Regions from separate parts of the Mus musculus genome. Here region 2 is linked to region 1. A link is a loop called in an ENCODE intact Hi-C map of the cell type or tissue named here. Cell type or tissue: left cerebral cortex. All regions are shown on one strand.

Evidence for each region. Peaks named below come from ENCODE experiments on the same cell type or tissue, not always from the same donor. Only the 100,000 strongest peaks of a DNase experiment are listed, where the experiment ranks them.
Region 2: a loop joins it to region 1, with 6 times the contacts of the local background. A loop is called at or near these places in 2 of 42 quality-filtered maps.

The regions. Positions count from the first base shown.
Region 1 is chrX:163,911,674-163,914,173 of GRCm38, forward strand. The region is part of intron 2 of Ap1s2 (adaptor-related protein complex 1, sigma 2 subunit); the gene reads left to right. Among named protein-coding and RNA genes, the nearest start is that of Gm52456, 3.4 kb to the left of the region's middle. In left cerebral cortex, a CTCF peak has its summit at 1,310; a DNase peak (open chromatin) is centred at 1,313.
Region 2 is chrX:162,900,997-162,903,496 of GRCm38, forward strand. It overlaps Ctps2 (cytidine 5'-triphosphate synthase 2), which reads left to right and starts at 564. Exons shown (of 19, transcript NM_001168568.1): 1 at 564-751; 2 at 2,438-2,500. The coding sequence starts at 2,477. In left cerebral cortex, a CTCF peak has its summit at 1,413 (motif pointing right); DNase peaks (open chromatin) are centred at 342, 730 and 1,339; H3K4me3 peaks cover 1,685 bases; H3K27ac peaks cover 1,168 bases.

The sequences.
Region 1 (2,500 bases):
GATTGCTTGCCTTAGGCTGAAGCAATAGCAGCAGGGAATCATTTTTAAATTAATTATATAAAAAAGACAGACAATTATTCCTGCTTAATCACCATTTTAGAAAAATTTAGTAAATTCATTACTGGGGTAAATAGGGTATTTTAAATTTTTAAGTACTTCGCTAAATTCTTGCATGCATAGATAACAGTGTAATAATTCCTTGTTATAACAAATCTATAAAATAATTACTGATATTTGGTATTTCTTTTCTGACTTTTAGAATTAATCTTATTCATAAAGATCCTGGACACATAGACCATCTCAGTATACAGATGTTTAAATACTTTGTGTATATATAGAATGTCTTTCCTAGTAGCATTTATTAATTTAAAATAGACTTTTTGCTGTGAAGGAGTTATGTTTAGATATGATAATTTTACCAAGGATAGATTTTTTTTAAAGTGATGTTTCAAAATAACTTGTAAAAAAATAGCTTTTTTACACAGTTTTTTCTTTAATGCTACATATCTTTATTTTGTTGGTAACCAAAAGTTTTCTAAGCAGTTTAAAAGAAATATAATTTCTTCTTTTATAGGATTTTTTTGAGGGAACATTTCCTTATTTCTTCCCCATTTCTGGTCCCCTTTGAATAATTTACTGAATTCAACATAAAAGCATTTCTTCATATAAAACATGGTCTTGTATGGGGAGTACTCAGAGAACAGTATGCAATTCAGTGATGGTGGAGAGAAGTGTAATTTTCTATCACTATATTTCAAATATGGGTGTGTTTTATGGAAGAGGTGGCAGGGGAAAACAGAGATTAATAGGACATTGAGACCATTAGACTTCTTCTTTCATAGTAAATTTCATCAGCTTGGGTGATTTTTGTATCCAATGTTTGGTTTAGTATTTGTTGAGAAAGATCATACATAGCATTTGAGAACTGGAAGAATCCTTAAGAACACACTTACAATCTTTTTGCCCAGGGTTAGAATCTTGAATAAAGCAAATAGAAATAGAATTGCTTTTGTGGAATCAGAAAAAGGAACCTTGTACTCTGGCTCAGTTGGTCTCTGCTCTCTGCACAAGAGACAGGTACTGGATTTGAAAAAACAGTTTATTGTTCAAATTTCAATTTATAAAAGATGAGAATTTGTGAGTGGTGACTTGGCCCAAGGTCATATACTAGTGATGGGCTTTGGGCTACAATCTAAGTCTTAAATGTGGAGGCAATAGTTTTAAATAGGTGTGGAAAGACATAGAGATCAGATTTGCATTTTCTGCAAAGAGTGCAGTAAAACAATGGCTGAGGAGTGGGCTGAGACTGGCACCTGCAGGATCAGTAGGGGACTGCATGATGATTGGTTCCTGAGCTGAGAGGCCAGAAAGACCTCTGAGAGACCTGTTACCTAGGAAAGGAAGTGGAGTCACCATGTGGCCTTTTATTGTTCCCTTGTTCTCTGATGGGATGGGGTGGGAATAGACATGGAACTTGAGGGTGGAAGTTAGACATAGCATAGCAGATAATCAGCAGGTGGAAGGGATAAAGAAGCAGCCGAGTGTGTCAGGTCAGTAAAGTCATGGAGGCAGAGCGACTTGAGAGTAAGAACACTAATGCCAGGTTTACATGAAGGTCACTAAGACTGAGAGCTCTTGGAGTCTTACGGTGAGCGTTTCATGCATTGACTGTTGCCAGAACATTTTCAGTGGAGTAGAGACAGAACTTTTGATATAATGAGGCAAAGGTGGAGAGGTGGAGAAATCAAAATAGCATGTATAGAGAGTATATAGGAGAGCTTTGCCAAGGCCAGAAGAGGTTGTAACTACCCATAGACATGAATTCTGGATTCCTGGACAGGGTTTATAAAAGGTGTGAGAAGTTTAAGCTTATTCTAGATAGTGAAAGGAGTCCCCCGTGTGGAGGAGGAAAATTCTAGCAAGAGAACAAGCCCATGAATGGGCCATTCCAAGGAAAGAGCAGGTTGGGGTGCACAGACAGCTGCCACGCAGCCCATCCCTGTCCATCTGTCCATCTCCCTACCTTTTTCAGAATTTCAAAAAGAACTCCAACCTGATCTGATAATTAGATCAAAGATTTTTTTCAAACCTAATTTGGACTTAACAAAAAGGAAAAAAGCTTTATTGAGATGTTTTGTATTCAGAAGACAAAATGTATAATGCTTTTCTTTATCCATATCACCCTGAAAACCTCATCTGCTAGCCACTTAACTGTGTACTTTGTTATTATCAGGTGATGTGCTTTCCCTGTTCCGACTGGAAGACCTTTTAAGCCAGAGACTTTCTACTGAGCGTCTAAGAAATTCTGCGCTAGCACTTGAACTGTTCCTCTTAGCGTGTTTGTTATGCCGCCCTTGTTCCCTGAGCATTTGCCATGCATGTTTTCCCTCGTGAGAGGAAGCACCGGCTATTACAATTACTATTCATAATCTCTGCAATAGAATGATTTGGGTAATATCGTTGACAATCTGAGGACTTGGGTGGTGTTGCCATGTGCCAT
Region 2 (2,500 bases), 1.0 Mb before region 1:
AGCCTGTCTTAAAAACCAAATAAAATAAAATAAAATAAAATAAAATAAAATAAATTCGCGGCTTTTCTAAAACGTCTGCTCCCTTCAAACCTGTGTCCAGTTAGATCTTTTATTTTTCAGTTGTTTTTCCTCCTTTCCTACACCTGAAACAGCCTTGGGTGTCCTTTGCCACACTTATCTTTTAAACACTCCCCCAAAGTCGCTTTGGAAGCCTTCTCTCCTACTTAGCTCTGCTCCTCCTCTCTTCCTAACTTTGGGCTAATGAAGTTCATTTACCAATGAACATGTAGATGGGCAGTGAGCTCCTAGGCAAGAATTCTGCTTTGTTTTCCTCCTTTCCCACCTTTTGCGGTGGTGGACCGCTGGGCTGCACTGTAGCAGATGGTCAAACATTTATGGTGAGTGAAGTTGGCGGGAGAATCCAAGCAAGGGGCTAGGCTAGTCGTGGGGTGGGGGTGGGGGTTCAGAGCAGTCCTGGAGCCTTCAGGGGCTGGCCTGAAGCTAGCTAACCACAGGAGGGAGGGGAGGAGGAAGGGGGTAGGGAGGGGGAAAGGGGGGAGGGAGGGGCCGGCCCATACTGTGGCCTGGGGCCAAGGACGTCTAGAGCAGAGGGTGATGGGAGCTGCCTGTGCTATAGGAAACACTTTTTAGGCGCTTGTTTTGTACTGTCCCTGGAACCCAACGCTGCAGCACTCGCAATTTCACAACCAGCGTGAGTCAGCTGGGCCGGCTGCCGGACTGCGAGGGGAAGGTGGGTGAGGAGGGCTCCTCAGTCCCTGGGGGCAGGCAGGATCGAGTGGTGACCAGAGAGCCCTAGATGCGGTCCCTGCACCCGTAGGACAGGTGAGCGCCAGGCCAGGCTGGCCGCTGGGTGGAGCCGCGTGAGCCACCCTCCAGGGCGCCCTCGCCACTGCACAGGTAACACCCCTCCTGGGCCTCTTCCCCTCCGGCCTCGGTGCCTAGAACACCATTTGTCCCCCGGGACCATTTCGGCCTTGCCCGCAGCACATTTGGGGCCTGGGCAGTTTTGTCCCCTTATAGCTGGTGCCCACGCCCAGCCCACAGCCATTCGCATCTCCCACATAGTGTTCGAAAACCTAGGCGATCCAATGGGCCTTGGGGACAGGGTGGGGGTGGGGTAAGGACAACACCCACTAGTGCCGGGTGCTCAGTCAGAGCCTGTCTCCTGGAGGTAGCTAGTGACCCGGGCTCCAAATCGGCGCGTCCCTGGGGTGTGCCTCTCCGCGCTGGATTTCACACCCCAAGCCCTATTTTTCTCTGCTTTGTGGAGCCCCGAGATGGCGTTGGCGGAAGTGAAACCACGAGACAGTGGGGCGAGCTCCGCGGGGACGGTTTTGAGTAGGCTTTCTGCACCAGCGTACAGGTTAAACAACAACCCTTCTAGCTGGCATGCTAAACTCTACCACCTGGGGGAGGCGGATGACGTCTTCAAAACAATTGATGTGTACTTTATGCTCTTGAAATGTGCCATTTCACATCAGGTCTGTGGGGTTTGACTAGATTTAGACCGTTTTCACCAACCTACAGAGGTCCTTGGTGCTCTTTTTCTTCTAGACAGTTCATTTCCCTACTCCGCCCCCTTGCACTGTTTTGATGATCACTGTCTTGGCTTAGTTTTGCTCATCACGTCATAAATCGGACATAAATCGGGCTTATCCTGTAAGTACTTCTTTGTGTTCGATTTATATTACTTTTAAAATGAGCATCGTTAGAAAGGTGTCTCTTGGTGTAGGCCTGCACAGTGGAGTGGAAATGCATGTGTGGCAAGTTGGAACAGAGATGTGTTTTAATTTGAAACCCCCCACTCCAAGCTTAGTACAAAGCTGTAACATATAGCTCACAATTGTTGCATCCATTCTCTGTCTCTGTCTCTCTCTCTGTCTCTCTGTCTCTGTCTCTCTCTGTTTGTTTCTTCTTTCTTGTTTGAGGCAGGGTCTCACTGTGTAGCCACAACTTGCCTGGAACTTGTTGTGTAGACCAGGCAGCCCTTTAACTTAGAGAGACCTACCTGTCTTTGTCTCTTGAGTACTGGGACTCATACTAGCTAACTTTATATTGTTTTTTTTTTTTGAGCTTCTTACTCTGTAGTCCAGTCTGGCTTGGATCTAATTATGTAGCCTGGGCTGGGTTTGAACTCAGAACTGTCTTCCTGCCTCAGGATTATAGGCATTGGCTATCTTACCCAATTTTTTCAACTCTAATTCTTTTTTTTTTTTCACTTCAAGTTTTATTGTGTCTCTTGCATGGTCTGCAGATAGTTTTACAGTTCATTTGCTATAGGAACTGAGCTGTGATCTAAACAATCAATGAAATGTTATTCCAACCTTAATAAATATTCATAACCATGGAAGATGGCATAGCACTTATCCTACAGCGATGACAGTCAACTCTAATTCTTAATTTGGTTGTTTCTCAGATTGCATCTGGGTATTGGCAGTCACCTATTCGCCCGCCAATGAAGTATATCCTGGTTACTGGT